2 separate regions of the Homo sapiens genome follow, and region 2 is linked to region 1. A link is an interaction called in ENCODE POLR2A ChIA-PET data of the cell type or tissue named here. Cell type or tissue: Panc1. All regions are shown on one strand. Links, peaks and the distances in the headings refer to the core of each region. The heading gives the core; the rest is flanking DNA.

Region 1 (12,544 bases), core at 3,328-11,327:
TTTTGTTTTTGTAGAATTGTGCAAGTTTTCAAACATATAGCAAAATACAGAAAGTAATGAACACTATGTGCCTAACTCCCAGAATTAACAAATAATTAGCATATGTACCTCAGATATTTTTAAATTAATAAACTTTATCTTTTAATAAAGTGTAAAATAGAATAGTCTTTGGTTCATAGCAAAATTGAGCAGAAGGTACAGAGATTTCTCATATACTGCCTGCCCCCACACATGCATAACCTCCTTCACTAGCAATATCCCCCTCCATAGCTCTGGAGGCTGAGGCAGGAGGATCACTCGAGCACAGGTATTTGAGGTTGCAGTGACCTATGATAGGGCCACTGCACTCCAGCCTCAGCAACAGAGCGAGACCCCATCTCTAAAAAAGAAAAAAAAATCCCCCACCAGAGTGGTACACAATGAACCTATATTGATACATCATTATCACCCAAAGTCCATAGTTTATATTAGGGTTCACTCTTGGTGCTGTACATCGTATGGATTTTGACAAGTATATAATGACATGTATCCACTATTATAGTATCTTACAGAGTAGTTTCACTGCCCTAAAAATCCTCTGTGCTCTGCCTATTCACCCCTCCCTTGCCCCGAATCCCTGGCAACCACTGATCTTCTTGCTGTCTTCATAGTTTTGCTTTTTCCAGAATGTCATATAGTTGGGATCATACAGTATGTAGTCTTCCAGGCTGGCTTCTTTCACTTAGCAATGTGCATTTCAGGTTCGTACATGTCTTTTCATGGCTTGATAGTTACTTTTTTTAGCACTAATATTTCATTGTATGAATGTGCCACGGTGTATTTATCCATTCACCTATTGAAGGATGTCTTGGTTACTTCCAAGTTTTGACAATTATGAATAAAGCTGCTATAAATATCTATAATTTATAATGACATAATTTTTGAATTATAAATATCTACGTGTGAGTTTTTGCGTGGACATAATTTTTGATTTATATGAATGGTCTGATTGCTTGTTCATATGGTAAAAGCATGTTTAATTTTATAAGAAACTGGCAAACCATCTTCCAAAGTGGTTGTACCATTTTGCAGTTTTATCAGCAATGAATGAGAGTGTCTGTTGCTCCACATCTTCATCAGCATTTGGTGTCGTCATTGTTTGGGATTTTGGCTGTTCTAGTAAGTGTATAGTGGTATCTCACTGTTATTTCAATTTTGCAATTCCCTAATGACATATAATGTTGAATATCTTTTCACATGCTTGTTTGCCATCTATATGTCTTCTCTGGTAAGGTGTCTGTTCAGGTCTTTTGTGCATTTTAAAATCATGTTGTTCATTTTATTATTGTTGGTTTTAAGAGTTCTTTGTATACTTTGGATAACAGTCCTTTATCAGATGTATCTTTTGAAAATATTTTCTCCCAGTCTATGGGTTGTTTTCTCATTCTCTTGACATTATCTTTCCGAAAGCAGAAGTTTTAAATTGTAATGAAATCCAACTTCAGATATTTTTAAAGACCAAGATCACTACAGATATAACTGAGGTGATTTTGTACCTTTTCTCACACCCTTTTATTTCCTTACTCGTCTAGAGGTGAATCACTGTCATGAAGCTCATGAGCGCACGTACCATTCATGTTTTTACACTTATATTTCATATATACCCATGAACCAGATAAAATTTTATTTTGTTTATTTTTAAAATTTACAGCCATGACAGGCCAGGCATGGTGGTTCACACCTATAATCCCAGTGCTTTGCGAGGCCAAGAAAGGAGGATTGCTTAAGCCCACAAGCTCAAGACCAGTCCGGGCAACATAGCGAGACCTGTCTTTACAAAAACTTTAAAAATTACCTAGGTGTGGTGGTGCATGCCTGTAGTCCTAGCTACTTGAGAGGTTGAGGCAGGAGGATCACTTGGGCCCAGGAGTTAGAGGCTGCAGTGAACTATGATCATGCCACTGCACTCCAGCCTGGGTGACAGAGAGAGACCCTGTCTCTAAAAATAATGTAATTAATTAATTAACTAATTAATTAAAATGTATAGCAATGGCATTATACTGTGCATATTATTCTGCAACTTTTCTTTTTCACTCAACATTATATTTTTGAAATATATCTATGTTGATACTTATACATCTAATTCACCTACTTAAAATGCAATTGCATTGCATTCTATCACAAGTAAACAGAAACGAACATTAATTCATTCCTCAATAGATGCACATTCAGGCTTGTTTCAATCTGTTGGTTTTTGTTTTGACAATTACCAACAAAACTGCAAAGGATTTATAGTACATCTCTTTATGCATATATGTAGGCATCGAATACAGACATAGAAGTGGAACTGGAGTTTGTAGTATAAGAATATCTTCAGCTTTACTAGATATTGCCTAACTGTTCTTCAGAGTGGTTTGCCAATTTACACTCCCACCCACAGTATATTAATTCCCATATTTTCTAATTCTAGCATTTGTTCTAGCCAGACTTGAAATTTTGTTGGGGGGGGGGTGGCTAAGTAGCTGGTGTAAAAAGCCATCTCATTGAACAATTTTTAATTTGTTTTTCCCAGATTATAAATGAAGTTAAACACGCTTTGATATGTTTATATAATTTGCCCATTTTCTATTTTTCCTACTTCCATTCTTTAAGGATACGGATGATTTGTCTGTTATGCATGTTGCAACTTTCTTCTCTTGATTTTGGACTTTTTTTAAACTTTGTTAATAATCCTTATGGTTATACAGGTTATATGGTTAAAGCCAAATTGGCCAATTTTCTCTTATTAATTAGACTTTTAAAAAATCATTAAGAACTCCTTTTCTCCCCTGATACTACAGAGATAGTATCTTACATTTTTGTCTAGAAGTTGTAAAGTTTTTATTTGGTACAGTATGTCTCCTTCCTTTATTATCCACAGTGCAAGAGTGGCTCTTGTATATCAGACCTCAAAGAAAACTAAACAGTCCTTTAGGCACCCAGGAAAATGATCACATAATCTAAAAGAATAAATAAATTAAGGCTGGCTTCAGATACCTCTCTCTCTCTGTCTCTCTCTCTTTTTGAAACAGGGTCTCACTTTGTCACCCAAGCTGGAGTGCATTGACACTATCATGGGTTACTGCAGCCTTGACTTTCTGGGTCAGATAATCTCCCACCTCAGCCCCCCAAGTAGCTGGGACTACAGGCATGCACCACCACGCCCTGCTAGGTTTTTGTTGTTGTTGTTGTTGTTTGTTTGTTCGTATTTTTTGTAAAGACTGGGTTTCGCCATGTGGCCCAGGCTGCTCTCAAATTCCTGGGCTCAAGCGATCCGCCCACCTCAGCCTCCCAAAGTGCTAGGATTACAGGTGTGAGCCACCATCCCTAGCCCTCAGCTCTCTCTTAAGTACATGAAGAAAGGATACCAAATACACCGAAGCCTAAATAGGTGTGGGAAGGTCCCTAGAGAGGACAGCCCAGCCTCCACTGGACACTCGCTGCCACCACATGGGCTCTTCCAGTGGACAGTCACTGGTGGTGCTGAAATGTCACCTCTGTGCCCACCTTATTGTCTTTCTTTTATAACATTGTTTTAACTAATCATTTATTTTCTAAGTTTTTAAAAATTTTTCAGTCACGTTTTTAAAAATGCTTAATATGGGAATTTTTTAACAAAAGCAAAAATAGAGAAAATTTCGTTATAATGAAATTCAATGTAATCACCTTAGTTTCAGCAAACCAACTTGCATTTTCTGGTGAGTTTTAAAAAATCCCATTGGGATTTTGTTAAATGTTAGATATTAATTTAATAGAAATTGGCATTTTTAATCTTTAAGTCTTTCCATGAAGGCATATTGTATCTCTCCCTATTTATTCAAATCTCCCTAATTTCTCCAAATTAATCATATACACACACAATTATATACATCATTATGATTATTCCTAATTTCCATTTTTAAATTTCTGTTGCTACCATTGCTTATATGTTTTAGTGTTTTGGTTGAATTATCCCAATATATTGCTAAGTAGATAGCAGTGTTGTGTAGAAAAGCTATTGATATTTGAATATTTGTCTGTATCTAGGCTCTATACTAAGATCTCATTAATTCTGAGTATTTTTTTTAAATAATTGTCTTGGATTATCTTAGGTGCATAATCACATTTTCTGCATGTAATTATAATTTTATTTCCCCCTTTTCAGGAGGTATATTTCTATTTTCTGTTTTGTGTCTTACTATATTGAATAAAACATCCAGAGTATATTGAATAATAGTTATAATTGGGCATTTTTGTCTGGCATTAATTTTAATATGTTCTCTTCTAAGTAGTTCACCATTTGTATGGTGATGGCTATTATTTGCAATTTTATTAAGAGCATGCACTTTTATTATTTGTTTTAATAAGGCTTTTAAAATCAGGAAGAAAGTGACATTTAATTTTATGAAATGTCTTTCAGTTGTTTGACAATTTGATTCTTTGATTTATTGGTAATAATTCTTTTATTAATAGATTAGCTAATATTCAACTATCTTTAAAATGTGTGATATATCTTAATTGGTCAGAGTACATGATTTTATAGTATGTTACTGAATTTGGCTTGATTGTACTATGGAATTTTCATGTCTAGACTCATAAATGATAAGGATTTATGGTAGCGCTTTTTGTGCTATGTTTGTTATTAATAAGTTCTGGAATCAGGTTTATGTCACTTCTTAAAATAATTTTGAAATATATTTTTTTCTTTGGGAGATATTTTATAAGCATTTTATTTATGTCAATTGAAAGTTCGGAAGAACCAAATGGTAAAATTATCTGGCCCATGGGCAGCATTTCACAACAAGAGTTCTGTGCAATGCTTTATAAATTAGGGAATTTCTGGATTAAATGCAGTTAAATAATCACTTACTCTGGTACTTCTCATAGTTATGTCATTGTGCCTTGTAAACCTCCAGCATATTCAAATTTATTTGGTCACAGAGTTCCTTATATTGACGAACTAGTATTGGGTGAAAATACTTCAATCACACTAAAGCTTTTTTTTGGTGAGGATTCTTTGATAAATACTTCATTAGATTATGTCAGTACTTGTTACTGCCGTTTTCTCAGTATCTTGCATAATTTATGCCCCAAGAGTCACTCAGTAAATATTTAATTAATGAGTTAAATATTTTCATTTATTTCACTGATTATTGGGCCAGTGTTCTCAGCTGAAAGCAACAGAAAGTAATTTATGCTAGAAAGCAATTTCCCAAAGGAATTTGAGTAGCTTGGAGACAGGCTTCCAAGAACAATTCCTCAAGCCACGTCCTAGACATTGGAAGTATATTTTAGCACTGTTACCAGGAGCTCTTTCTTCTGGAGTCTCCTGCTACCAGCCCTGAAGCCACCTTGGCACCAAAAATCCAGCCTTATGGTTGCTCTCAAAAGCTCATGAGTGTCTCTGCTGTCATTCTCAACAGCAAAATGTATTTTGTAATTTTCAAATTGTTCACTTTTTTTTTGAGATAGAGTCTCACTCTGTCGCCCAGGCTGGAGTACAGTGGTGCGATCTTGGCTCACTGCGGCCTCTGCTTCCCAGGTTCAAGCGATTCTCCTGCCTCAGCCTCCTGAGTAGCTGGGATTACAGGCACCTGCCACCGTGCCTGGCTAATTTTTGTATTTTTAGTAGAGACAGGGTTTCACCATATCGGTCAGGCTGGTCTTGAACTCCTGACCTCGTGATCCACCCGCCTAGGCCTCCCAAAGTGCTGGGATTACAGGTGTGAGCCACCGTGCCTGGCCTATTCACTTCTTTAGCGGGTCACACTTATAATCCCAGCACTTTGGGAGGCCAAGGCTGGCGGTTCACTTGAGGTCAGGAGTTCCAGACCAACCTGGCCAACGTGGTGAAACCCCATCTCTACTGAAAAGAAATACAAAAGATTAGCCAGGCTGATGGTGGGCACCTGTAATCCCAGCTACTCAGGAGGCTGAGGCAGGGAAATTGCTTGAACCTGGAAGGCAGAGGTTGCAGTGAGCCGAGATCATGCCACTGCACTCCAGCCTGGGCAACAGAACAAGACTCCGTCTCAAAAAAACAAACAAACAAAAAAACCAAAAAACTTCAAAAACATATATATATATATTTTCCATATCTATATATATATACGCATATATATGTATATGTATATATATGCATATGTATATATACGTATATACATGTATATGTATGTATATGTATACATATATGTATATACGTATATATATGTGTGTATATATATATAGAGAGAGAATTTATTTGGGCTAAAAGTTTGAGGACTGCTACTGGGGAGCATAAACTCAAATTGCCCTGAATATACACTTTGATTAGCAGCAGCTACAAGTCCAAATACTTCAGTTCTGAATTTAAATCTCACACAGGTATGCCTGGCTGATGGTGCTGGGTAATCTGTCACTATCTTAGCTGCAAAGGAGGCTGGGCAAAGGTAGTTCATGGCTAATAACTTGGGAAAACAAAATTACAAAAAATTCTCCAAACCCAGCAATAGTGTTCAAAATACATATTTTCCTATTTCTTGGATCAACTGTGATAAAAATTCTCAGAATATTATACATTAATCCAGATTTTAAAACTTCATTAGCTTAGACTTTTAGTATTCTTTTATAATTAAAGTGTTACATATCTATGCAGAATTCTCTTTTTCTTTTATAAGTTTGCTGGTGTTCTTATTTTTGGTTATATATTCTAGAAGCGTTATTCTTTTTTAATGCCCACACCACTCCCCATCCTCCTCCTTGCCCCTGCCAAAAAAAAAAAAAAAAGAAGCATTTTATGTTTTTTTGAAGAACCAGCTCTTGGATTTATCTTCTAGTTGGTTAAGGCTTTCATCTTTACTATTTTTGTTTTATTTTTTCTTAGAATTGTTTTGGTGTTTTTAATTTAAATTTTCAGTTCATATATTTTTACTCTTTCTTGTTTAATAATAAAAAAATTTAAGATACACATTTGCTATTGATTACTGTTTGGCCATATTTCATTAATTTGGATTATGCAATATTTTCATTTTGTTATGTTCCAAAAAACCTCTAATTATAATTTGGGTTTCCTTTGTGATCCATTAATTATTTAGGACACTGTGTCTTAATTGTCGAGCAGCTGATGCTTTTTGGCTTTAAATGTTTAGTATTAATTTCTAGTTTTCTTGCATTTTAGTCAGAGAATATGGCCTATATATTTCCTGGAATTCCTTGAGATTTTCTGAACCCATTTTTGTAAATGTTCATGAAACTTGGAAGAGAAGATATATTATCTCTGTGTAGACTGTAAAGGTTATAAAGAGTTTAGATGTTGTTTCTTCACTTTTTTTTTTTTTTTTTTGAGACAGAGTCTGTTGCCCAGGCTGGAGTACAGTGGTGCCATCTCCGCTCACTGCAACCTCCGCCTCCCAGGTTCAAGTGATTCTCCTGCCTCAGCCTCCTGAGTAGCTGGGACTACAGGTGTGCGCCACTAAGCCCGGCTAATTTTTGTATTTTTAGTAGAGATGGGATTTCACGATGTTGGTCAGGCTAGTCTCGAACTCCTGACCTCAAGCAATGTGCCTGCCTTGGCCTCCCAAAGTGCTGGGATTACAGGCATAAGCCACTGTGCCCAGTCCACTTTTTTGTTATATTAGTAAAAATCTATGCCAAAATCATGAACAAATTCAGGCCAAAAGGTTAGTTATAAAAACATGTGGCATGAACAAGACCCATTAGCAGGAGAGGTAGCTATCTCAAGGTAAAAAGAGAGATCCGAAGGACATCAGAAGGGCTGATAGGAGGACATCAGAAGGAGGGTAGGAGGGAAAGATGGACAGAAGGGAGAAAGGAATCAGAATAGAAATGCAGATTTTAGATGCTCGGGAGCACAGGTTTGGGACACATTTCACGAACACTGGGCTCTGGTTGATGAAGTAATTCTTTTATACACTGCATGCAATGTCTTTGTCAGGGTGAGACAGATATAGCATAGGGTGAGAAGCTGCTTCTGGAAAATAAGGCTAAAGAAAAAGACGTGTCAGACTAAGAGTGGAAGCTGAAGGGAATATTGTGGTCAGTGAAGGGAATTTCAGAAGGGAGACCCTAGAGGGCTCAGGTATAACCTCACTTGCAAACTCTCCGCTGAGTTTGAATAGAAATAAGAGCACTGAGGCAAGAGGTTCCCGGATTGACTGAGAAACTATCATTTTGCAGGTACGGTATTCCAGCCTAAGATAAAGTGTGCACAAGTCCCTGCCCTCATGGAAGACACCACATAGTCTCAATATGGAAGGGGGCAGGGAGGTGGAACTCCTTTAAAATAATGCCAGAAATAGCCTGGAGAGGAAGCTAAGACGTAGGACATTGGTAAGTCTTCAGTGAAGACAGGAAGAAAGTGGAATATGCAAGCGTCCTAAGTTTTGAAAGCAGAAAGACTCTCTCGGGAAGGCCATGGGAAAAGTGGCGGTGGGACAGCAGGAGCTAGGCAGCCCTTCCTCTTTCTACCCTAGTAACTAGCTTCCTCTGTAGAAGACTCAAGGAATGATGTGGTGTTGGGGTCAGCAAGGTGAACTCAGTGTGGAAGAAGCTATTTCAGATGTCCAGGGAAGGCTGGGGTAAGAGGATGGCTTTAGGACCAGATTAAGTTCAAATCTAGGTATCTGTGTAAACTTGGGCAAGTTACTTAACCTTTCTGAGCTTCTGATTTCCTTATCTTTAAAACAGAAATGATAAGTGTCCACTCATAGGTTTTGTGAAAATAAATACAACATATTGTTGTACAAAACTTTTAGCACAGTAAACCTCACCTTTAGCTATGAGGATTCTGACCATCCTCATATCTTCACTTTCTTCCTTTCCTGGTTTAATGTTATCATCAATCATTATAAACAGTCCTTGAGTGTATCCTAAGCCCTTGACCTTTTCTTGCTTTGTTAACAACCCTACTTAAATCCAACTCTCCATTTTTTCTTTTCCTGTACCTATGCAGCTAAACCTGGCTGAAGAAAAATGTACAATCATTGTGACTGGGCTCACTGTACTCTGGTGAGTATTTAATACCTGGCATTGCATTTCCCTATTCCATTTGCTCTCTCACTTTCCAGGATGATTACTTCATACCTTTTCTCTCAAACTTTCTGCATGTCCTACCCCATTCTCAGTCTCATCTGATGACTTTGCTTACCATTTCTTTTTTTTTTTTTTTTTTTTTTTTTGAGACGGAGTCTTGCTGTCACCCAGGCTGGAGTGCAGTGGCACGATCTCGGCTCACTGCAAGCTCCGCCTCCCAGGTTCATGCCATTCTCCTGCTTCAGCCTCCTGAGTAGCTGAGACTACAGGCGCCCGCCACCACGCACAGCTAATTTTTTATATTTTTAGTAGAGACGGGTTTTCACTGTGTTAGCCAGGATGGTCTGGATCTCCTGACCTCGTGATCTGCCCACCTCGGCCTCCCAAAGTGCTGGGATTACAGGCGTGAGCCACCACGTCCAGCTGACTTTGTTTACCATTCCACTGTGAAAATACAGGCAAGCAGAAGAAAACTTTCACGAGCTTCAACTAACTCTACCTACCTCCCAACATTCGTTCCTATTGTTCCAGTTATGAAAGTTATGTAAGGAACTATCCCAAGACTTATGGCCTAAAAGACTGACCATTTATTTGGCTCAAAAACCAGCAATTTGGGCAGGGCATGGCAGGGATAGCTTTGATCTGCTCTACTTACTATTGCTGGAATGGCTTGAAGGTTAGTGACTGGAATCCCTTGGAGGCACATTCACCCACATGTTCAAGGTTGATGCTGGCTGTCAGCTGGGATCATACATGCCTCTCCAAGTGGTCTGGGCTTCCTTACAACATGGCATCTGGGTTCTTGGGTGAGAGTTCTGGAGCAAGATAGGCAAACAAAAGCTGTCTCAACTTCCATGACATAGGTACTCTAGCCACAAAGCATCACTTCTACCTCATTCTATTAGTTAAGGGGCTGCCCATATTCAAGAGAAGGGGAATTAGACTTCACCTGATATCAGTGGCAAGGTTCTAGAAGAGGATGTGGGACTGGAAATATAGCTGCATCTACTTTTGAAAAATACATTCTGTATTCTCTCCTGTTTCTTTAAACTGTGCATTTTGGCCACTAAGAACAACATAAAACCTTAAAAACTACATCTAGAGAAGTCTCCACACCTGAGGCCGGAGTTCAAGACCAGCCTGGGCAACATAGCAAGACATCATCTCTACAAAACAATTTTTTTTTAAATTAGCTGGGCATGGTTGTGCTTGCCTGTGGTCCTAGCTACTCAGGAGGCTGAGGAGGGAGGATCACTTGAGCCCAGGAGTTCTAGGTTACAGTGAGCTATGATCACACTACTGCACTCTAGCCTGGGTGACAGAGCAAGACCCTACCTCGAGAAGAAAAACAAGAAGTTTCTAATGTCTATGCTTTGGAATTCCAGTGTTGCTAAAACTTTTTTTAAAAAATTGTGCTTTTATAATTTTTCATTATGGCTCCTTGAAACAATTTGAGCTGGTCCCAACTTTTGCTGACAACAACTCTGAACCAGGTATTACAATGAGATTCCTGAATGTTTCAAGAAGAAAAAAATGTTCTGTCAAAAGATTGACAAGATTTTGGAATATTCAAAGGGGTTTATGGCCTTTAAATACCATAAGTCTAAATGAAAATAAAAATCTGAGTTTTATTTATTTAAGTAATAAACCTTTATACGTTCTAAGTGTTTTCATATACACTGGCTCATTTAATCCTCACAATTACGCTGAGGGGTACTGTATTAGTCTGTTCTCACGCTGCTCATAAAGCATACCCAAGACTGGGTAATTTATAAAGAAAAAGAGATTTAATGGAATCACAGTTCCACTTGGCTAGGGAGGCCTCACAATCATGGCAGAAGGCAAGGAGGAACAAAGTCACAGCTTACATGGCAGCAGGCAAGACAGAAAGAGCATGTGCAGGAAAACTCCCCTTTATAAAACCATCAGATCTCGTGAGACTTATTCACTGTCATGAGAACAGCATGGGAAAGGCCCATCCTCACGATTCAATTACCTCTCACTGGGTCCCTCCAACAACGGGGGAATTATGGGAACTACAATTTGAGATTTGGGTGGGGACACAGCCAAACCATATCAGGTAGGTACAATTTATCTAGAGGAAAATGAGGCACAGTGAGATAAGTAACCTGTCCGAGGGCTCACAACTTGGGGGTGGATCTGAGCATCCAACTCAAGTGGTCCCACACCAAATTCTGTTCCCCTAACACCGGCTGCGCTGAGAGAGGATGTTTAAGATCATCTTTCCCTGCTTTGCTTACTGTTCCCTGGGGACCCTCACTCCTAACCATGTCACACAGGTAGAGATACCTACAGCTTTAACAAGCTGGTTGTTTTTCATCAACCTCAAACTGCCTTAGTACATCTAACCTCACATACAAGACAACTCTAGGAAGTGTGTTTTTGGCTCTCTGCTCACCATCTGAACTTGCTAGTCTATTTGCAGACAGCTAGTAAGCCCGGTACAGTTTGATGCAGTGACTTTGAAAGGGAGAAAATGGCAACTGCAAAAGCTGAGGGCTGCCTTGTTCCTTCAGTCCTTCCTTGGCCTTTGTGCTACCCAGATGTCTGTTGGCAAATTCCTCTGTTTGACGATCAGCAGCTGTTTGACAAAGATCAATGCATTAGTCAATGGTGCCCACACTGACTACTCAGTTCCCAAACTAATGGTTTGTTTATGAACGGGTTAACTGATGGCTGGCTTGTTGAGTGTGGCAAAGCGCCAATCCTTCTTCTGTAATATGTGCAGTAGAGGGTGTGGGGCCTCTTGTTGGCAACCACCACCATGAAGTCAGAGACCACTGCCCCCACCTCCTTTCTGAAAATTACAGGATAGGGGAGGCAGAAAGAAAGAGGGAAGATGGTTCCGTTTCTTAAAATAATTTTACTACTTAAATTCCCTAGTCTCTATGTTTATCATGTATTTAAATCAATTTCCATTGACTGGAGACCAGTATGTAATGTAATAAGCTCAAAAGACATGTGTGTTTTCTTCTGAAATTTCAAACATAGATGCACTTTACTGAAATAAAGTCTCCACAGGATTGTTTCTTGGGGCTGTTGTTGTTGTCTATGCAGAATGGTCTTGTATAAAGAGATGCATAACTTAGTTTACTGAAGCTGAATTTTCCATGGAAATTATCCAGTGCTTTCCCAATTCTCAGGCGCTTTATCTGACAGTCTTTCTTCCTCTAGATAATGGCTGGCAGCAGCCCACAGAGTGGAGGTTATATGGTGCACTTCTGAAAAAGTCTTGAATGGAGCCATTGTTCCCCTGAGATGGTCTGTGTGTTTCACTGAACAGAGAGCAGGGTGTAAAAAAGGCACCTTGTGTGCAACTGTTGGCGAGGTTGGGGAGTGAATTAAAATCTCCAGAAAGTCTGGGCAGTGCTGTTCAGAGGAGCAATGAACACTCTGGAAGTACTGTTAGCTCAGACATTCCAATGTGGTGAGGCAGCCTCGGGGACACGACTTCCCTCCAATCTCGTTTAGAGAGGGAGCCATGGGGCGAGCAAAG
Region 2 (12,544 bases), core at 1,757-9,756, 85 kb after region 1:
CCTTGGAATAATTCCAGAAATGGTATCTCAGCCTCAAGTTATTTGGGGGAATGTCCCATGGCCATTTGACAGAGTCAGTGAGGTGGCCAACCTCTCTGCTTGGGGAAGACTTTCTAGATAACCATTAAGGCACAAAAATTGCTGTGTTAATAGCCTTTCCCCCTCCTTTAACCTGTAAAAGATAAGTCTGTGTTTGCTTTGTCAGTGTCCTCTCTTTAAAGAGGCAGTATTTTGGCTAGCTGAGAGAGAGAAGCTAAGTTCATCTATAAAACAATCTATACTCTCAGGGGGAGGAGAAGAGGCACAAAAATCACAAAGATCTATGTGGAGACAGCAAACTTTGGGGAGGTCATTTTGCAGAAGAGTGTTCTGCAGCAGCTAAAGGATAAAAGGAATTGGAGAGGAAAGGGAAAGGGTGAATGGGCCCCTCTGATATTCTCTAACAAAAGCAAATAAAAGATTTAGCTTGTGAATTAGCTTTCTCTGTCTTTTTCATTGTTCTGTCCCTTGCATCAGGCACAATGCTTGGCACATAGATAGCTCTCAGTTAATATTTATTCAATTAATTCCTTAAATAATATTTGTGGCTGTTGGAATTGTATCCTTCAACAAATGATGCTGCCCAGACTACAAGACCTATAGTCACACAATTCACAGTGTTATGGGGCTTGGAGCACGATCTTTTGAGACCCTAACTCTGGTATGGTGGAGGTATTAATGGAGAGGCAGGGAGACATGTACCAACTCACTCCCAACTTCACAGTGAAGTGGCCATGCCCTTCTGTGCGTTAGTTCAGGACCAAGGACAGCATTCCTTGGACGCTCCCCCTCACATTTTAATGCACTATTCCCATGCTTGCGTGTGATTTCAACATCCTGGGCCCCTTGTCTTTCCATTACACCTGCTCTGCAACTTCCCGACTGGGATCAATCTAATACTGACTTCTCCACTTCTAGATATAGACGGCTAAGTACTGCTGGAGAGAAATGACAAAGCTAAACTTTTGGATGACACACAATTTCATGGTTTGTTATCTCAGCTCCACCAAGCAGTCCTAAAATGTCCCTTGTAGTCACTCTTTATCCCATACCCACAATGGTATTCCAAACCTGCATCACTCCAGCTATTCGCACGTTTGCCTTCCTGTTCTGTCTCCATATATGACTTTGTCTCCTATTTCCAGGGGGAATTGAGGTTACAAAGTGTGAATTCCTTCAACTTCCTTTTTACACTCACTTTGCTTTCTTTGTTCACCCTTAAAGGAAAAGGTGTCCCTTGGCCTCTTCAAAACAAAACCCCTATCTCTGCTTCTGATTTTCCTCCCCAACCCTCAGGTCCTCTAGGACCAGACCCTGTTACCTCAGATATTCTCTCCTTCTTCTTGATCTCTGCTGGATCTTCCTAACATACTGGTTAGTGACCCGGACAACCATGAGACTCTGTCATAATCACAAGGACTTCTTATTTAAATATAGAGATTTGGGTACCCTGTTTCTAGCTGACTGAATCAGAGTTTTTGGAGGTGGGCCCTGGAATCTACATATTTAACCAGGATTCCTGGTTCAGAAAGCACCATTAAAAGCTCTGCCTTTACTCTTGCTGCCCCCAAACATCCTGAACCCAGGAGCCAGAAAGACCTCTTCATAATGCAAATCTGATCATCTCATTCATTCCTTGTTAAAAGCCAGAGTTTTTGTTTCCTTTAAATAAGTCAGGTTCAAGGCAGGATACACATGGCACATCAAACTGGACAATATGAAGAGAGTTTAATGCTGGTGATATTTACAAAAGTGTGGCAGGATGTGGGACACAAATAAGGCCTGAGCAACACCCCAGGGCTAACAGCAAAGGGCCTGAAGGGGGAAGAGGAGGGAGCAATTACTTGTGCAATGAAAGAGGGCTGCTTGGCCAGATGTGAAATTAGTGGAAAGAGTCATCTAGCCTGCAGCAAGTGGCAGGAAAGTACAGAGTAAAAGAAATACTCCTTCTTCCTCTGCTTCCTCCTTCTGAACCTGGGTTAGTGCTGGCCTTTGGATGAGGATAAGGGAGACTGGTACAGTGTTTACAGGCCAGCCTCCAGCATCCAGAGCTTGGAGCAGGTGGAGAAGGGAGGAGTATGGGTCTTGGGGAAGGGGAACATGCAAACAGAAGTTACATAGCATGGTTTCTAACCAGCACTCCTAAGATAGGGGCTGAACCCCCATGGTGGCACATAATGTCCTCTTCCAGCAGGCTTTGTCCTCCTGCCTTGCACCCTCCCCTGTAACCTCTATGCAGACTGGCAGAAGTGGGGCTCTGCCAGTCCCAGGTTGTTTAATTGCTCACATCTGTCCCATCTCTTTGCTCATGCAGTCACCTATGTCTGAAATGCCCACTCTGCTTTTGTTCACCTAAAAACTCCCAAACTTCCTGCAAAAGTAAGCCCAAGTGACACCATCTCAATGAAGCCCCTCTTTAGCCTTCTCAGCAATAGAATTGACCACTGCTTCTTTCGTGCTCCCATCATACTCCACGCTTCTCCACCATTGTAATAGTACAGTTGACCCTCTGTTATGCATCCTCGGATTCAAGCAATCACAAATAGAAAATATTCGGGGGAAAAATAACAATTCAACAATAAATAATACAAATAAAACAATGCAACATAACTATTTACATAAAATTTGCATTGTATTGGATATTATAAGTAATCTAGAGATGATTTATGCTATACAAGAGGATGTGTGTGGATTTTTGCAAATAGCCATTTTATATAAGGAACTTAAGCATGTGGATTTGGGTATCTGAGGGGGTCCCGGAACCAATGTCCCATGGATACCGAGGAATGACTGTATTAACATGTATGGAATGCTTACTATATGCCTGGCACTGAGAAGTTTGCATGTGTTAACTAATTAAGTCCTCATAATAACTATATTATCCCCATTTTACAGGTGAGGAAACTGAGGCGCAGAGTGGTTAAGTAAGTTTCACTGGATTACCAAGCTAATAATTAGTAGAGACAGGATGTAGAGCCAGGCAGTCTGCTTAACAACACTGCCATAAAGCTTTATGGCACTAGTACCACTCGACTGTATTAATTTGTTACATGCCTATCTTCCTCTACTCGACCACAAACTCACCAAGGACAGGACGGTATTTTATTTACCTCTTATTCACTACCCTCTTGCCCTGCCCCTGTGCTTAGCACAGCTTGGCAAATAGGGAGTATTCAATAGATGAATGAGGGAAATGAATGAGGAGTGAAAGAAAAGGAATCCTTTACAAACATTCCTTCTTTATGGTTGAGAAGGCTGCAACTCAGAGAAGCTAAATAATTTGCCCTAAGTCCTAGCCTATGCTATAATTTCAGTCCAGGTCTTCCTCACTACAATACATCTTTTTGCCCACCATATCAGGCTGCTTTCAAAAGGAACACAAAATTTTAATGCTATACAGTTGTCCCCAAATAAAAAATATGGCAAGCTGGCAAAATATAGGTTCAATTCATGGAATTGAGGTCAAGATCCAAAGCAGAAACTCTACCGAGGGACCAGGCATGGTGGTTCATGCCTGTAATTCCAGCACTTTGAGAGGCTGAAGCAGGCAGATCACTTGAGGTCAGGAGTTCAAGACCAGCCTGGCCAACATAGTGAAAACCCATCTCTATTAAAAATACATGCACACACACACAAAAATAACCAGGAGTGGTGGCACATGCCTGTAGTCCGAGCTACTCCGGAGCCTGAGGCAGGAGAATCACTTGAACTTGGGAGGCAGAAGTTGCAGTGAGCCGAGAACACACCACTGCACTCCAGCCTGGGCAACAGAGTGAGACTCTGTCTAAAAACAAACAAACAAACAAACAAACAAATAAACAGACTAGAGATATGGAACAGAAAGAAAGTTCTAGGTCAGAATTCAGGTTAATATCCAAAGAGTTGGGATTTAAGAACCACAGTTCTGGAAGCAGAGGACAGACATTTGAATAGCGGATTATTTTGACAGCATCTGAGACAATCCCCTCTTTTTGAAGCTATCACTTGAGCAAACAGAGGGTGGTCAGGATTTAAGGAGTGCGTCTTCTGAGGAGCGGGGTGGAGTCTAACCAAAGCCAGGTCTATAGGACAGCTCTCTGGGGGCTCCAGTTCCGTTATTGGAAATAAAGTACCAGTTAACTCAGAGCTCAACTGGCAACTCCTAAAATGAATAGGGAAAGAGGAATTTCTCCTTTCTTATATAAGCCTCCTTCCTTCAATTAAAAACTGTTTTAAAGCGTGCTTATCAAGGTTGGCTAGTCTCCAAGGAGTGAGGTAATGTGCTGTACCCTACAGCCACAGGCATATACCAGCCAATGGTCAGCTGTCACTATGAGGTACTGTCAGCCAATTTTAAAATGGAAAAATGCATGCCATGATAATGACTTATCTTCTTATCTAAATTTTAAACAGTTAAGATGCCTGGCTTGGAATAGTAATGTATGCAATCAATCAATAATCCCTTATTTTTAAACATAAAGAAGGAGGCATACATTTTCTTATTAATAGAGGATCAGTTTTTATCCTTGCCCCCCAACAAGTAAATGTTCAGCATATATGTTAAGAACATTAGTGTAAGGGGTCCCCAAATATCTGCTATTCCACTCACTGAACCCACCCCTCTCTGCTAATGGCTCCATCCTAAGGAGGAAGAGATGGGCTTCCCTCTCTTTCCCAGGAATGCTGATCCCCCAGCACAGGCTAGTTTGTTCTTCCTAGTGCCTCTCAGCTGGCCCCTTCTCTCTTTCCTTTATTACTTTCTCAGTCTAGACTCTAATTGTTCAGTTACTGGGTCAATTGCCTTCAAGGCATTTTCAGCATGGAGATACGCTTTTTGAGCAAAACTTCCAAGCCTGTCCACAATTTGATGCCTCTATACATTGAACACTTTTCTTGACTATTCCTGCTATTCACTTTAATTGGGGGAAGTTTCCACCATGGTTCTTACAGACAGAAGATCTGGGTTCATTGTTTATTCTATACCTTCAAGCCATGTCTCCCCAGCTTCTATCTTTTCCCTACATACAGGCTCAATTCCCATATCTCTTTTTTCTTCAAATCCTCCCCATCTTAGGACCCTCTTTTGCTATGAAGCTTTCCTTGGCTGTACTGGCCAACATTAATCCGCTTCTCCTGATGGCGACCTTGTACATGCCAGGCACCGTGCTAGACACTTCATACCCAACCGCATGCTTAATCTTGCCAACAAATCTGGGAGGAGAGCTTCCCCTTTCACAGAAGAACAAAGTGAAGTTCAGGAAGGCTAAGCAGCTTGCTCAAGACCTGATAGATAGTAAGTGCTGCGGCTGAGCCCTGATCCTGGAGTTACTGTGAAATTAACCCCTATTCCACCAAGACGTAGTCATCCAGCTTGGGCCTGACCCATGCACGGACCAGAAGGGCTGGAAGGAGTGTCCTGCTCACATCCTGCTTCCGTGTCCCTCTCACACCATCCTGGCTAGGAATAGTTTCCTCCAAACCAGAGGCATCACTGAAGCTCTTCATCTTTTTTTCTCCTCTGGGAAGAGGAGTTCATTACCTCACTTCTTACTCCCCGCACATTCCACCTCAGGCTGACTTTCCTGAAATATATGCACACATCTTAAGCCTCCTTTACTCTCTTTCTGCCTTTGTCTAGTTACATAGAAAGTCTTCCTCGGGTTTTGTCTGTGTGTGTGTGTTTGGTTTTCGTTTTTTTTTTTTTTTTTTTTTGAGTCACTCTCACTCTGTGGCCCAGGCTGGAGTGCAGTGGTGCAATCATAGTTCACTGCAGCCTTGAACTCCTGGGCTCAAGTGATCCTCCCGCTACTCATCCTCCCCAGTATCTGGGACTACAGGTGCATGCCACCATGCCCAGCTAATATTTTTTTAATTTGTAGAGATGAGCTCTTTCTGTGTTGCCCACGCTGGTTTCAAACTCCTGGCCTCAAGTGATTCTCCCACCTCAGCCTCCAAAAGTGCTAGGAATACAGGGGTGAACCACTGTGCCTAGCCTTCCTATTTCTTTCCCCCTCAGTGCTCCCCTCCCCCTCTATTTGTTATCACTCTTATTTGGCCCTGTCCTCTCTCTTAGTATTAACTCTTATCTTCCCATTTTTGTCTCTTTTAACGTTTCTCTTTCATTTCATTGCATTGAGGAGCTGAAAAACCCTGGATGGTGTTTGAGTAAGAGCTGTGCTCCAGGGCACTGTTCAGGAGGTCCAGCATCATTCTGCCTGCATTTGGCTCCCAGTTCTGCCAGTTTCTTACCTTAGGCAAATGGCTAAAACTCTTTCTGATTTTCCTCATCTATAAAATGTGCATGAGAGAAGTTACTGAGGCTGAAATGATACTCCTTTAATGTTTGTCTGTTGTTATTGTTTGCATTTGAATTTGAATGTTCTTGGACAGGGCCCATAGTCTCTACTCTTTACCTTTCCTATTTCCACCACTTTGCCTGAATTACCCATTTCTTTCTTTCTTTCTTTCTTTTTTGTTTTTTTTGTTTTTTTAGATGGAGTCTCGCTCTGTCACCCAGGCCGGAGTGCAGTGGGGCGATCTCAGCTCACTGCAAGCTCTGCCTCCCAGGTTCACGCCATTCTCCTGCATCAGCCTCCTGAGCAACTGGGACTACAGGCACCCGCCACCATGCCTGGCTAAGTTTTTTGTATTTTTAATAGAGACGGGATTTCACCATGTTAGCCAGGATGGTCTCAATCTCCTGACCTTGTGATCTGCCTGCCTTGGCCTCCCAAAGTGCTGGGATTACAGGCTACCCATTTCTTTTATTTGCTTGGCTCCTATAGATATTTGACTTTGTGACCTATACAGACGAAAGCATAGGAACTCTTCAGAATGTCTCTTTCAAATTGTCATTTATTTCTTTATTCTCCTACAAATAGACCAGTTTATTTTCAAGCATCAATAGTGATACTTACTTATTTTTTGTTATGTTTCATCCCTAGAATTTCAATAAGAGTTTTCTGTCTTCATTTCTTATGTAATGAAGAGGGTTAGATGAGTCTGACCCAATGTCACCAGGTGGCCTTCCTCTTTGAGCTCTCACCAGAAGTGTCTACTCACCCACACAGATGCACTGGTGAGCAATGTGGAGATCGCTGAAGAGCCCATGGTGCTGATGGGGGAGAGGGTGTACACCTTCCCTCTCAGTAGCAGCTTGGGCCCCTCCTCTAGCATTTCCAGCTGCAGAGCCTCTTTTGTCAGGGAGCACAGGGTGTTTTCTTTCCCTCTCTGCCCCCCACTTCCTACCCCAGGGCACACCAGTTATCCTGGCTCCTGTCTTCATCCTTCCATATCCAGTTTCCCACCCCAAACTTCCAGCATTTTCTAGGAGTGTAACTGCTCCCCCCACCACCCCACCCACCAACCCCAGGCAGTTCATGATCGTTTCTTTTTAAATGAACATTCTGGCACATACATTGTTTTTCCCCATGTCATTACTTAGATTTTTATAGACTAGCATAGTATACTAATCAGCATTTATATTACCTTTTCCATGAGCAAACATGTTTTGAATTCCAAGTAACCAACTTACTTTATAAACTTCTAAATGTTATGTCTAAAGTTATATGGTGCTCAGTGAGGACTGGAAATTGTCAGGAATGGCTTCATGGAAAGTGGGGCTTGAGTTAGACCTAGAGGGGTCTGTAGAAGGAGGTCAGACAGGGAAATATTCCAGGTGGAAGGGTGAAGATACGGAAGCAGAATTGAGAGAAGACAGTTAAAACCAGTATGGAGAAGACAGCATTTTATGATTCAATAAATAGAAGCCAATCGATCAATTTAGTTCATTTCCTCTTCCCTTCCACTTTAGGGTTTTAAGTCAGGAATGGCAATACTGGGCACATGTGCTACCTCCAGCCCACTGCACCCATGGCAGATGCTACTAATCATGACACTTGTTTTTCATGAATTTGTTACCAAAACACCAGAGGTTTGGTTTAGGTCCTACTGCTCCCCACACAGAATGCCAATCACCAAGTCAGCAAGCATTGCCAGGGAAGAAGGCTTTAATCGGTGCTGCAACCAAGGAGATGGGAGATGAGGTTTCAAATCCAGCTCCTGGACTGACAAAAATTAGGGTGTTTATATAGCACAGAAGGCGGGAAAACAGGAATTAGGGAATTAATCATGATCAATGAGGGATTTGATATCTCACTGTCTGGTTGTGGTGATCTATTGAGTTTCAGTCCCTTGTCTGAGGGTCAGTTCCTGAGGAAGGCACTCAGTTAAGACAAATACAAGTTTCAAGTGTTAAGATGGAGGGCCAATTTTTATGTTTATTCAGTGACCCATAAATATCATTTCTATGGGAAAACTGGGTCAGTTTCAAGTTCAGACAGGGCCTAAAATTTTTTTCATAATGTATCATACCAAGCAGTTCTTTTTTTTTTTTTTTTTTTTCTTGTAGACAGAGTCTCCCTCTGTAGCCAGGCTGGAGTGCAGTGGCTCAAACATGGATCACTGCAGCTTCGAACTCCTGAGCTCAAGTGATACTCCCAACATCAGCCTCCTGAGTAGCTGGGACCACAGATGTACACCACCACACCTGGCTAATTTCTATTTTTCATTTTTATTTTTTGTAGAGACAGGGTCTCCCTATGTTGCCCAGGCTGGTCTCAAACTCCTGAGCTCAAGCTATCCTCCAAAGTGGTTGGACCATAGGTGTGAGCCATAACACAGGGCCCATCCCAAACAGTTCTACCAGTTGATCAGAGTTGGCATGCAATGTGAAATCCATTTTCTATTCATGTCCTGAGTTTAGTAAATCTGGTGATTTTTATCTCTAAATGGAACTGCTTTATGAGTATCTTTATTAAGTCCAAAATGTAAACAGCCATTTAGAACAACATTAATATAATTACTCAAATGCTTTACGATACTATCTTGCCAGAACATAGATTTCATAGTGATAAACCAAAACCCACTTAACTAATGCTTAAATATATTTCCTTTTAAAAGGTGTCATTGGTCTAGTTACTAATGATATTAATTGCTTTATTTCCTCAGATCCCAATTTTGCATTGATCCATTTTCCAGGGCTTAGTATTGATTTTTTAAAGAATAACTTGTATAATATTAAGTGAGACAGCCATATCAATCAATTATAGTCCTCTCCTCAACTGGACAATTTATGCCTTGTAAATGTGGGTCTACACATAATGTTTTCTACAATGTCAGTAGGATTTCAAGTGCCTGGGGTTCTGTTCTTGTCTTTGTGGATTCCTTTCTCTGCCTGCCTTCTTCCCCTTCTCTTCTTGGCCTAATTATTATCTTTCAAGAACTAACACAGGAATTATCTTTCTGTGAGATCTTTCTGGAATCCCCACATTCACCATCACAATTAGTTTCTCTCTCCTCTCGGTTCTGTAGTGCTTTGTTTTTGCACCTTTAGCAGAATGGCTAGTTAGTCAGGGATGTGCCCATGTCCCCAGCTAGACTGGGAGCTCCTTGAGGGCAGCACGTGCCTTGTCACCTTCTTCTCCCCTCCATCTAATACGAAGTAGGTGGCAGATGCATCCTTTCCAAATGATTGACATCAATAAGACATTGAAAAAATATTGGGCTAGTAGAATTTTAATTTTGTTTGAACATGTTAATGTCCATGTTGGTTTACTTGAGAACACATAATTGGTGTAAAATTAGGTGACAAATTTGTAAATGTGGATTTAGGGAGTCATTCACATTGAAAGATTGAATTCTACTGCTGACTTCTACTGACTAAACTGCTGGCATTCTGTTCTTTACAGTAAAAGTGACATTGGGTGAAAGCATTGGTATCGGTGTCTAGCTGTTTTGAGCTGAGGCTACCTTTGTTTGAATGAAGGGAATATTTGGATCATCTGACTGGAAATATGTATGTCATGAGACAAGTATGCTGGCACTTCTGTTATGACAACAGATGATATCCTCTTCCTGAGTGAACTGGGAAAGGCAGGGAGTTTGGGGAGACCTGCAGCATGACCTGGGTCACATTCAGAATGCGTTCTGCTGTTCAGAGTTTCCTTGCTCTTGAGTATCACCCTTTGCCTCAGTTTTTCAGATGGAAAATGGGTGGAAGTCAGTGGAATTATTGTGTAATAAAAACAGCTAATGCTTATTTCCTATGCATCAAGTACCATGCTGAATACATGAGTTCATTTAATCCTGACAACAGCCCTGTGAGGTGTTACCATTAGGATGCCTACTTTACAGGAGAGGAAATGGCACCTTGGAGAGGTTAAGTGATGTGCTCAAGGCCAAATCCTAGTCAATGGAAAAGTCTGAGACCCAAATTCAAGTCTTTTTGACCATTGGCCCTGTGTGTGTGTTTGTGTGTGTGTGCGTGCGTGTGTGTGTGTGTGTGTGTGTTACCTCCATGCTAAGCTGCTTCTGCGGTAGCTCTAGAGAGCCTCATAAAAGAGCTAAATAAATAAAAGGGGTACGGGATATCCTTATTAGAGAGAAGAGTGTTTAGTAGGAGGTTATTATCTGTTTTCTTGAGAGAATTCCTGGCTTAGAGTAAAGACAGATGTTATAAAAACTGTACCCTGGTTGATTTGATTGACACCTCAAGATGTTTTGAATCTAGTTACACTTACATTACTGTCAGGTGATTTCTGAGATGTTGCTTTGTTGCAGTACAAGTTCAGAGGACAAAGGTCTTCCAGGGTTGGAGGGGTCAGTGTGAATGGAGCATTGGAGGTTGTGCCGCCTTTTCTGAGCTGTGCATGGTTGTCTTTTTTCCTACCAGTAGGTGGAAATAGAACTGAATCTTTCAGCACTTGCTCTTTCAGCTGAATCCTGGCAGGATTCCTTTAATTTCTGCCATGAAGGAAAAAAATAAAAAACCTCAGGAGAATTTTGGAGTGTACAGTTGGAGGACTGTTATTCTGCAGACTGGAATACTTCCAGTCTGATGGTCAGATAATGATTTCAGCCTCCTAGAAGGCCAGGGTGCTGGAAGCAGCTGCTGGCAGCCGTGGGTGTCCCATGAGCTCTGCTGGACACCCACCTTGAGGGGGGCTTTTCCTATCCTGACCACACATCCTTTTACAAGACTCCTCCCGTCCCACCCGTTTAAACCTTTGTCTTTACTGTGAAGTTGTGTATCATGTTTATTTTCAGAAACTGCATTTCTGAAATTAAAATCTACCAAGCTGAAACAGCACATAAGTGGATAAAGTACAAGAGGAAAGCCTCCCACCCACAGTTCCCTCACTTTCTCATTGTATTAACTGTTTTTTGCATACCTATCCAGACTTTTTCTATAACATAAACAATTATATATCTCATCGAAATAAAACAGGCATTATGTAACAAGTGTTGTTCTTTGCTTTGTGCACTTATGAGTGTATCAGGGCTGCCTATGAATGTGATTCGCTCTGGTGTTTCCCAGTTGGGGGCAGTTTGGCCCCCGAGGTGACACTTGGCAATGTCTGGAGACATTTTCAGTTGTCAACAACTGGGGTGACGGGATGCTACTGGCATCTAATGGGTAGTGGCCAGAGATGTTGCTAAATATTCTACAAGGCACAGGACAGCACCTCACAAAGCATTATCCAGCCCCTAATATTTAGTACTGAGGTTGAGAAACCCTTTGCTAGGTAACCTCATTCTTTGCAATGGTGCACTGAATTCTATAGTGTGAATTTCTCATCCTATGTTAATGTTTTCCTACTGGCAGTCACTTAAGGTTGTTTCCAACTCATCTCACCTGTAATCCCAGACCTTTGGGAGGCCAAGGTGAGAGAATCGCTTAAGGCTAGCAGTTTGAGACCAGTCCAGGCAACATAGTGAGACCCCAAGTCTGCCAAAAAAATATAAATAAATAAATTAGCCGGGCATGATGGCATGCATCTGTAGTACTAGCTACTCCGGAGGCTGAGGCGGGAGGATCACTTGAGCCCAGGAGTCAAGGCTACAGTGAACTATGATTGTGCCACTGCACTCCAGCCTGGGTGACAGAGCAAGACACTGTTTCAAAAAAACAAACAAACAAAAAAACAGTGTTGGAATAAATATTGGTTTACATCTTTGTGCACTTTGAGATTTTGTTTCTGCGAGATAAAGATACAAAATTAAAATATCTGAGGATAGGGACTTTATTTTAAAAGTAAAAAGTACTCTTTTACACCCAGAATCCCTAATTTGCTGTTCCAAAAAGCAAAAGACCTAAAAACAAAGTTTAAAAATTCACAGCAAACACAGGATTTGGTGGCAAAACCTTAGTTGAACTTGTGTGAGGCTAGTCTTTATTTATTACATTTAATGTGAATATTTAGACATCTGTTGCAGAAATCTTTATTTGATTATGGGTTACTGTCTCAGTCTCTGATGATGTAGTTACATAATATGGCACCTTATTGACTTTTTAAAAATATCTGAATTGAATTCTAAAGCTCTTTCAGCTTTTTGGCAAACATTGCCATCTGATAGATTTGTTTGCATTAGAATGGCAGCCTCGGGAATTTAATATTATAGTGATGTGCAGCATTTAGTCCTTAATAATTCTTATATGTTGAAATGAGCAGGTTGTGGTGACTTC

What was found. ChIA-PET counts read pairs that join two places held together with the same protein. Peaks named below come from ENCODE experiments on the same cell type or tissue, not always from the same donor. Only the 100,000 strongest peaks of a DNase experiment are listed, where the experiment ranks them.
Region 2: POLR2A ChIA-PET joins it to region 1 with 11 read pairs; 2 of 35 experiments call an interaction of 5 or more read pairs at or near these places.

The regions. Positions count from the first base shown.
Region 1 is chr10:93,979,549-93,992,092 of GRCh38, forward strand. LOC105378438 (a long non-coding RNA gene) reads left to right here and starts at 7,399. Exons shown (of 4, transcript XR_946215.2): 1 at 7,399-7,437; 2 at 8,173-8,325; 3 at 8,948-9,003. In Panc1, for the core only: no CTCF peak of the experiment used is centred there; no DNase peak of the experiment used is centred there; H3K27ac peaks cover 3,746 bases.
Region 2 is chr10:94,065,787-94,078,330 of GRCh38, forward strand. All of the region lies in intron 2 of PLCE1 (phospholipase C epsilon 1), which reads left to right. Among named protein-coding and RNA genes, the nearest start is that of PLCE1-AS2, 37 kb to the right of the region's middle. In Panc1, for the core only: no CTCF peak of the experiment used is centred there; no DNase peak of the experiment used is centred there; H3K27ac peaks cover 188 bases.